Regions from separate parts of the Homo sapiens genome. Here region 2 is linked to region 1. A link is an interaction called in ENCODE POLR2A ChIA-PET data of the cell type or tissue named here. Cell type or tissue: HepG2. All regions are shown on one strand. Links, peaks and the distances in the headings refer to the core of each region. The heading gives the core; the rest is flanking DNA.

Region 1 (4,957 bases), core at 643-4,642:
GACAGGGTCTTTACAGAGGTAATCAAGTTAAAATGAAGCCGTTAGGGTGGACCCTAAACCAATATGATTGGTATCCTTATAAAAAGGGGACATTTGGGGCCAAGCGCGGTGGCTCACGCCTGTAATCCCTGCACTTTGGAAGGCCGAGGCTGGCGGATCACCTGAGGTTGGGAGTTTGAGACCAGCCTGACCAACATGGTGAAACCCCGTCTCTACTAAAAATACAAAATTAGCCAGGTGTGGTGGCATGCACCTGTAGTCCCAGCTACTTGGGAGGCTGAGGCAGGAGAATCCCTTGAACCCAGGAGGCAGAGTTTGCAGTGAGCCGAGATGGCGCCTCTGCACTCCAGCCTGGGCAATAACAGCGAAACTCCATCTCAAAAAAAAACATACACAAAAAACAAACAAAAAAAATGGCTAGGGGGCACAGAAATTTGGACAAGGAGATGGACGAGCATAGAGGAAAAAAGATGGGAAGAGACACAAGAAGAAACAAGACAAAGAACATGGGAAGCTACCAGAATTCACCTGGCATGTTCCATACCAGAGAGGCATGGAACGGATTCTCCCTTACAGCCCTCCGAAGGAACTAACCCTGCCAATACCTTAATGTAAGACTTCCAGCCTCCAGAACTGTGAGATAATACATTTTTGTTGTTTAAGCCCCTTAATTTGTAGTACTTTGTTATGGAAACCCCAGTAAATTAATAAAGGGAAAACTGCCACCCACCCCCAAAACAGGGGATCCTGAAGATATTTTTGAACAAATAATTTTTGTGATTTCAAATTTGGTAATGTCTTCATTATATTTTTTATTGAAGAAAATTGGGGCCAGGTGTGGTGGCTCACCCCTGTAGTCCCAGCACTTTGGAAGGCCAAGGCAGGTGGATCACCTGAGATCAGGAGTTTGAGACCAGCCTGACCAACATGGTGAAACCCCGCCTCTACTAAAAACACAAAATTAGCTGGGCGTGTTGGCGGGCACCTGTAATCCCAGCTACTTGGGAGGCTGAGGCAGGAGAATTGGACCTGGGAGGCGGAGGCTGCAGTGAGCTGCGATGGCGCCACTGCACTCCAGACTGGGCAATGAGAGTGAAACTTGTCTCAAAAAAAAAAAAAAAAGAAAATTGGGAAAAGATTAGAAAGAATGAAGGAAAAAAGTAAAAACACATGCCCTCTCCCCTTGCTGTTAACATTTTGTTGCATTTCCTCGCATATATATTTCTTTGAATATATATATTCAATATATACATTATATATGCAAAATATATGTATTCAATATATATCTATTTTTTTTTCATGCAGTTACTAGAATCTTCTTTCCAGGGCTGCTGTGATGCTCGAATGGGAGATTGGGATTGGCTCCCAGTCCAGCACCATGCATGGTAGATATTATTTATACAGTTACTGTATAAAATTGGAGTCATGCTGTTTTACAACTTCCTCTTTTCACTTACCAGCTTATCTTCAGTGTTTCCCATGTCTTTCATATTCTTCAAGAACATGACAGTTAATTTCTGCAGTCTTCAGTCTGCGAATGAGGCATAACCTACTTACCCAATTCCCTGTCATTGAACATTTAGAGAATTTCCAGTTTTTCCCAGTTATAAATAAGACTGGGATAAATAATCTTTTATTTTAGGATATGCCCCAGAAACAGAATTGCTAAGTCAAATTCTAATTCTTTTAAAGGCTTTTGTACATACTGTGACATGTTCCTGCAGAAAAGTGGTACAATTTACCTCCTTAGCAGTGAAAAAAGCACTCCCTTTCCCACACCTCACCAACATCTGGTGTTTTCACTTCTATTATCTTGACCAGTTCTATAGATAGGAAAAAGCATACTCTTTTTTTTCATTTGTACTTTGGGATTTCTAGCGTTTTCACAGGTTTTTGTATTTCTTCAGTGAACTACGTTAATCATCCTTTGCGTGTGTCCACTGGTCAGTTCCTCTTATTGTTAAGGGTTTAGCAGGACTTGAAAGGGCCGCTGCAGATGGGAGCCCACGGGCAGCTTCCTCCCCACCCTTCTGACCCTCCTCCTCCCACATTCCCATCCTCTAGAGCTTTCCTTTGCTCTCCAGGGAACCTTTGTCATTCAAACAGGCCGCTGCTTCCCAGGGCCCTGGGAAAGCCACCTCCGGAGGCCCTCTCCACTTTTGACTGCTTTCCCTCCGGAGCCCCACATTCCTGCCTCACCTCTCCCCACGCCCTGCACATCCTCCCTCGAAATTCTTCAAGGAGGCCCAAAGCCACAGGGGACCCAGCCCCTGGCCTAGCCCTAGAGCAAGAATCCCAACCCCGCCCTGCTCCAGCTTGAAAGCAGGAGAGACGGGGCTAGGTGGGGAGGAACATCTGTCCTTGGGGGAAGGCCTGGGAGAGAAAGGCCACAGCACGCGGTGGAAGAAAGAACCCGTCTTTGATGTCTTGTGAAGTCTGACGTCATTCTAGAACCAAGGTCAAATCCCAGGCCAGCCACTTTCGGGCCACATCGCATCACTAGTTTGCAGGGCTGCAGTGAAGGTCAAATGTAACTTACATGTAATGCTTCTGGAACAAAAAGTCAGGTGAACTGATTACCGCAAAGCCCCAAGGATCAGGCACGGCTTCTCCAGGAGAGATGGCCCTTGGAGAGGCCGGCTTTGCCCTAGTGGCTGGAGAGTGTATCCGGCAGAAGGGGCAGCCTAGGAAAAGGCTGGGAGGCCAGGGGTACCGGGTGTGCAGTGTGGCTGGGCATGGACACGCGAATGAAGGGCCTCAGGGCACACACGGAGTCCCGAGAGGGAAGCTCAGACATCAGCCCAGACGGTGGACGGGACTCCACGCTAGACTTGGGAGACCTCGGTTTCCATCCCTATCGGTCTCCAGCTTCACTCATCCTATCACCCACAGAAGACTTTCCTGGGCGGCCAGGCAGTATGCCGGCCCCACCCAGGACCTGGAGGGGTTCAAAGACAAGCGATCAGGGCAAAGCGGGTGCCCCAGGGAGAGTGATTAAAACTGGGAATCAGCGGAGGCTTCTGAGAAGCAGCCTTTGAACTGGGCCTTAGGGTGCGACTGAGGGTGGGGAAGGCGGCCATTGCAAGCAGGGGGGTCGCAGGGGACGGGAAGGCGAAGTCTGGCTTCTTTGAGGGTGGCCGAGCAAGGAAAGGGGCGAGATGAAGTGGGCGAAGGGCGCTAGGGCCCCGACCCCAAAAGCCCACGCAGGAGAGGGGTGCCAGAGTCCAGCTTCACAAAGACCCGCCTGGAGCTGCCGCAGCCCCAGGCCCGGGAATGTGGGGCGGGGACGGGGAGGGGAGGGGAAGGAGGGGGCCGCGGGCCGGCAGCACGTAGCGCTCGTAGGCCGGGCGCGCCAGGGCAGGTAACAAAGCTGCCAGTGTGCCGGCGGCGGGGCGGGGCTGCCCGATACCTGTCTGGCGGGGGGCCGGGGCCCCAAAGGGGAGGGCAGCGGGGGCTGCTGGGCACAGTAGGCCGCGGCCTGCGCTCTGCCGAGCCTTCCCCTGCCGCAGCCTCCCCAGCGGAGCCGCAGCCCGAGAAAAGCGACACAGTCGGTTTTGCAGACTAGATGCCCGAAGCCCAGACACTAATAGGGCCTGGCCCGGGGTCGCGCAGGAGTCGTGAGATGCACAGCTCTGTGCCAAGGAGGGCTGGCGAGGAAATCCTCACCCAGGTCCCGGCCACATGCTCGTTCGCTGGGTGGGGCGGGGAGTCTGCCCCAGGCTTCTGAGCGGAGTTGGAATTCGGATGCATGGATATTCGGGTGCACGGCTCTGCGCCCCGTAATTTCTTCTCTAAGAGGCGAGAAGAGTCCCCCTAGACGGGCTGATCTCCAAGTGGCTCTTTCCAACAAGGTTAAAAAGCAGTCTTGTCGGCCGGGCATGGTGGCTCACGCCCGTAATCCCAGCACTTTGGGAGGCCGAGGCGGGCGGATCACGAGGTCAGGAGATTGAGACCATCCTGGCCAGCACGGTGAAACCCTGTCTCTACTAAAAAATACAAAAAATTAGCCGGGCGTGGTGGCGGGCGCCTGTAGTCCCAGCTACTCAGGAGGCTGAGGCTAGAGAATGTTGTGAACCCGGGAGGCGGAGCTTGCAGCGAGCCCAGATCTCGCGACTGCACTCCAGCCTGGGCAACAGAGCAAGACTCCGTCTCAAAAAAAAAAAAAAAAAAAAAAAAAAGGCAGTCTTGTCCACATCAAAGGAAGCGAGGAGGGCTGGCCTGATGGAGGTTGGGGGCCACCAGAGCCTCCGCACCCCATCTGTGGCGTCACCGTCGCGGGTTCCCTACTACAGGATGCCTCCATGGAACTCACTATCCCCGTGCGCGTGCCCGTACGTGTGGTCCCACAGACCTGTCCACGCCTGACCTCACACACGTGCACAGGTCGGCTTGTGCTCCCCACACGCAAGAGATCCTGTCAAGGGGTGCTGGAGAGTGAACCCTAGAATGACCCTTTGAGATCCTTCTTGCTCTTCCCCCACCCCTTTCGCCGGGGTCCTTTGTCCTCTGTGCAGGGCAATCCAGGGGCAGATGGAAGAAAAGAATTGGGTCAGACTCTTAGGGAACAAAGACACTTTGGGAGGGAAGTGTCCTCTCTACTGGAATCAGCTGCCCTCCCCCAGGGACCCCACAGCTCAGTCCTTTGCAGAGGAATCCTCCATCCCCCCACCAAAGCTAACAAATGGGCAAGACCACCCAGGATAGAGAGGGGGAGCAGAGAGCTAAGAGGCCAGGCCCCCATCCCAGCGTTTGGGCGTGGAGGTGGCTGCCTCATTAGTACCGTGGGGCACGGGGTGGCTGATGGCTGTGCTCCAAGGCCCTCAGTCCCGACTGCTTTGGAGCTTATCAGCCGACCTGGGGATAGGGGCCGACATGGCCACGCCCTCTCCCCTACCCTGGCAGCCTGGCCTAGAGCCCCCATTCCTGGAAAGGGAGCCCTGAGAGCAGCAGAGAGAGG
Region 2 (4,957 bases), core at 491-4,490, 55 kb after region 1:
CCGGCCAAACATAGATGTTTGCATATGTGGTTTTGAATCCCAGCTTAGCTTAGTTGCCCAGTTTTCATCATTACAGTGTCTAGGAATTCAGAAAAGAATGTACGTCTCTGTCCCCATAGATGCTCCATAAATATTTCTTGCTTCCTTGGACTCCCATGATGCCTTACCTGGGCTGTGGGTGACTTGTACCTGGGCCTTGGCCTTTATCCAAAAGCTGGCATTCTGGCAGTATGAGCTTTTGGGGAGTCAGGATGCTGGCCCATGGGTATTAAGTCAGGTAAATCATTAAAGCTCCCACTAACCCATTCTTCCTAGTAGGGGCTTGTTGGGAAGTGAGTAGGCATGGCACATGGGTGAGAGTGCCAGGCCAGGGAGGGTCAGCTCATGTGAGTGCCCTGCGCTGCTTTGGGCTTCTTTGCTTTGCTTTTTTGCCTTAGGCTTCCTGCCTACCTTTCTGAATTTGGGTCACCCTTGGGATAGTTTGAAAGGGACATTCATGTCCATTAACTCCAAGGGTCCTCACAACTGCCCTGTGATACAAGTTACAGTGACCTCATGGTCCAATAAAAAATGACTTTGCCAAGATCACACACTGAGCCTCCCACCCCAAGACATGCTGCCAGCCTTTCCAGGATGACATTAGAGGGTGGAAGGAACCCAGAGCAGGAGGGGCCTTCCAGCCATGGCCCAGCCCTCCATTTGACAAATGGGGAAATTGAGTCCAGAGAAGGGAAGAGATTTGTCCGAGATAAGGCTATCACAAAAGATTTGAGGCGTTCTATGGAGCTGTGTTTTGTTTTGATTTTTGAGACGGAGTTTCGCTCTTGTTGCCCAGGCTGGAGTGCCATGACACAATCTCAGCTCACCACAACCTTCGCCTCCCAGGTTCTAGTGGTTCTCCTGCCTCAGCCTCCCGAGTAGCTGGGATTACAGGCATGTGCCACCATGCCCGGCTAATTTTTTTGTATTTTTTTTTAGTAGAGATGGGGTTTCTTCATGTTGGTCAAGCTGGTCTCGAACTCCAGACCTCAGGTGATCCGCCCACCTCGGCCTCCCAAAGTGCTGGGATTACAGGTGTGAGCCACCGCGCCTGGCCTAGCTGTGTTTTTTTTTTAAAGATGCTTTCTTCTCCACATGCCTGTCTGTGCCATCCTCCACCCACCCCAAATGAGCAGGAATCCCCAGACACAGGACTTGCCATGCCATAGGAGCCTGAAAGTTGGATTAGACGTAACTTGACAACTGAAACTCTACTGTGAATGGAAACAAAACACTAGATGTTCCCACTAAACTCTGACCTTGAAGAAGTGGCTTTCCTTGGAGCCTTGGTTTCCTTCTCAGTAAATAGAGACTTGGCTACCCCCAGTGGATGTGGTGAGACTGGCCCCGTGCCCTAAATTAGAGAAGTGGCTATTTTAAGTGGAAAGACCCTTTGTAAGGCCAGTCTGGGTGTACAAATGATGTAAACAGCCCCAAGATGATCCTTGTCTAGTACCGAGCCATCCAGGGATTCGACCCTATTTGCCCCGGAGCTGGGCCAGCCTCAAATCCCCCGTAATCAGCTTGTGACTTCAAGGAGCTCAGCTTTGCCCAGTGCCTCCTGGTCACGGGGTGTCGGCCCAGAGCTCTGCTCAAGTACCAAGGGTACAGCCATCCAGCTCCCTGCTTCCCCAAGACTGGCAAAGCTGGGGAGGCCTGGAACAAAGAGGAAAGTGTGCAGTGTTGGCTTGGGGCCTGCAACCTCACCCCTTCCCCCACCTCACTCCTGGGCATAAAGGTGATAAAGCCGCTCACTCAGTCTGCAGTCTGGTAACCGACGTCCCCATGATGGCGGAGGCTGGGAGGCCTCCTGACCAGATTCATGGGCTCAGAGAGGCTGTGTCCAGGCCTGCAGGCCCAGCCCTGGCTACCCTAACAAGCCTCCAATTGTTACCTCTCTCCACGGGAGGGGTGGACTGGAGCCTGAGGCTCTGTCTTCCAGCCACCAGGCCTGGCAGTAGCTGATGCATAAACATTAGGGTTTTGCAGTAACTGAGCAGGGCTCCCAGGCCTTGAACCTGGGCAGAAAGAAGACAGCATCTCCTCTCTTTGTGACCACACTGACTTGCCTCCCTGAGGCTTCTGCACCCTGGAATGGGAGAGAGCTCTTGCCAGGCCTCAGCTGATGGAGCCTTTGGCTACTGAGGCCTCTGCTGGACAGGAAGTCTGCCTATGTCTCCTAGCCCAGTTTATCTCCCCCTGCCCTGGCATTTGGGAGTGGGGAGGAAACGGCTCCATCAGAAACAGCTCTACCATTGGACCTTAGGCCAGCCACACTTCTTGTTGGAGCTTGTGTCCTCAGCTGTACTGGGGATGAGAGCTAGCTGTCTGGGTCAGCGGCACTGAGGCTCCAGGGGAGCATGTGGTCTGTGCAGCAGGCTTGGGGAGTGCTGAGCAGCACAGATTGGGTTTCATAGCACAGTGGGAGCCCAGACAGGCCAGCTAGCCATAAGCACCTCTGCTGGAGGAAGAGGTGGACTCTCTTGGGCTGGAGGGCCCAGTTCAAGGAAAGAAACAAACAGCTACACTGGGCTCCTTGATCACCCAGCTGTGGCAGTTCTTCTTGAGGACTTCCTGCCCCTAGGTGGGGGCTGCCTTCAGCTCCCTGCTGCGTGTGATAACTTGGGTGTGGCCCTCACAGCTGTGCAGAAGCTATTCCCAGAGGGTTCTGGCCCCAGGTAAACAGATTCTGCTCTGGGCTCGCCTTGCCTCCATCCCACAGCCCTGTGTGCTGTCTGTGGCACAGCCTAGAGCAGCACTGCCTCGTGGCCCTGGCCCTTATGCGGCTGGAGCTGATCCTGAAGTCCAGTGTCCCAGCGGTCATGGCTGGCATCATCACCATCTACAACCTGGTGATGGAAGTCCTTATCCCCAACTCGCTGATCGACTGCATCAGCCTCTACGGGAATCTCCTCCAGCCAAGCGCTAGGCTGAGTGTGGGCCTGAGTGGCCCGGCAGCCAGCTATGTCATCAGCACTGTGGGGGACACAGTGCTGCCTAGAAGCCCGGGCTATTTGTGGGCTTGATCCTGATCCTCATTTTCACTGCATGGTCTCATTCTCTCCACAAAGTAGCCTTTGAGCCCACCAGCCACAGAATGTGATATAAAGATCACCCCTGCTTATTCCAGAATGAACAGCCTGAGACACATATCCCTTCAGTAGTTGGTCTTGTGAATGCAGTGTCCTAGTGCAAATGCCCATCATCTGTTGACCCCATCCTTGCCCCTGCCTGCCCCATGCTGTGGATATCTGGGCCCCCTCATCACCCATCCTGGCCCCCTGACCAGTGAGGATGCCCCCTCCCATCTAGGGTACTCTGCGTCTAAGGATGAATTCCAGTGTAATTTTCTCTCTTCTGTAGGTTTATTTATGGAAGATTGGACCTGTTCATACATCTGTGGGGCAGCCCTCCATCTCCCAGCTATATAAAGTCTCTAACCACAGTGTTGCATTGTGGGGTTACCATGTGGTCTGACACTTCCTTGCATGAACTACCCTCACTCCAGCCCTGGACAGTCCAGGGCCTAGCAGGCAGTGTGTGGGGCCTACCAGGTCCTGGCATCCAAGCTGTGTCCAATAAAGTTCTTAGATGTGACTGGAAAAAAAATTGGATTAAAAAAAAGCTTCAGAAGTTACAGAGCCAACTACAGAGAAGCATAATAAATGAAAGAGTGTCTTCTAGTTTTGACAGTTTGGTGTTTACCCTAAAGACTTCTCTTTGTGCATGTGTAGATACATGCCTATAAATAGAATATTTGTGTAGTTGGATCCCACTTTCTGCATAGTTCTTTGCAACCCATTCTGTTCACCAAACCAACCCTTAGAGGTAAATACTGGCAGTGTTTCTCTCTGCACATACAACCAAGTGCCACTATACAAGTTCACTAACTCCCTGTTCCTTACACAATATGTACATCCTATTGCTTTTTTTCCCCCCTGAACAATCTACCCTGGTACTCTTCATAACACATACATGTTATGTGAAACACAGATGTGTTTCATTCTTTCCAATAGCTGCATAATACTTCATTACAGGCATGTCCCACCATGATTAAGAAATAGCAGCCCCATCACCTTCTTCATACCACTCACCACCTGATGTATTACATGTATTTATTTTCTGCCCCAGCCTTCAACTAACCTATCAAGTTCCATAGGCAGGGATTTGGTATAGTTTTATCGCTGAATTTCCATTGACTAGAAGAGTGTTGGGAGCATGCATTCAGGCATAATCTTTCCTTAGCAATATCATTTATTCATAGAAGATCCTCTCTTATGGAGAATTAACTGAAGCTTAGAGGAAGAGACTTTTTTTTGAGACGGAGTTTCACTCTTGTTGCCCAAGCTGGAGTGCAATGGCGCGATCTCGGCTCACTGCAACCTCTGCCTCCCGGGTTCAAGTGATTCTCCTGCCTCAGCCTCCCGAGTAGTTGGGATTACAGGCGCGCGCCCCCCACGCCCAGCTAATTTTTCGTATTTTTAGTAGAGACGGGGTTTCACCATGTTGGTCAGGCTGGTCTTGAACTCCTGACCTCAGGTGATCCGCCCACCTCAGCCTCCCAAAGTGCTGGAATTACAGGCGTGAGCCACCATGCCCAGCCAGGAAAGGACTTTTTTAAGGTCACACAAGTGGAGGAGCTGGGACTTAAATGTGTCTGCTGAGAGTGACAGTGAACTTTGCATGTGCCCAATCTTACCAAATTAATGTTCTCTTAGTTGAATTATTGCCCATCTCACCACCAAATGTGTATCTTCTCAGGGGTGTCAGTTTCCCCAGGGTCCAGATCCTGGCCCCACACCCACACATGGCCAAGGAGCCATTTACATTTAACATTCCATAATAGGATGCATACCTTTTCGGTTATTTAGGGAGGATGTGGTTTTGCCTGGAAGGCTTTGAGAATGCTGGGCAGCTA

The links. ChIA-PET counts read pairs that join two places held together with the same protein. Peaks named below come from ENCODE experiments on the same cell type or tissue, not always from the same donor. Only the 100,000 strongest peaks of a DNase experiment are listed, where the experiment ranks them.
Region 2: POLR2A ChIA-PET joins it to region 1 with 5 read pairs; 13 of 35 experiments call an interaction of 5 or more read pairs at or near these places.

Annotation. Positions count from the first base shown.
Region 1 is chr1:43,006,020-43,010,976 of GRCh38, reverse strand. No RefSeq gene overlaps it. Among named protein-coding and RNA genes, the nearest start is that of SLC2A1-DT, 49 kb to the right of the region's middle. RefSeq lists enhancers at 1,202-1,909, 1,910-2,618, 2,619-3,326 and a silencer at 2,095-2,389. In HepG2, for the core only: no CTCF peak of the experiment used is centred there; DNase peaks (open chromatin) are centred at 2,076 and 2,336; H3K4me3 peaks cover 653 bases.
Region 2 is chr1:42,950,376-42,955,332 of GRCh38, reverse strand. The region is part of intron 1 of SLC2A1 (solute carrier family 2 member 1); the gene reads left to right. It also overlaps the pseudogene ATP6V0CP4. Among named protein-coding and RNA genes, the nearest start is that of SLC2A1, 6.0 kb to the left of the region's middle. RefSeq lists enhancers at 1,263-2,207, 2,441-2,735, 2,858-2,927, 4,462-4,957. In HepG2, for the core only: no CTCF peak of the experiment used is centred there; no DNase peak of the experiment used is centred there; H3K4me3 peaks cover 2,699 bases.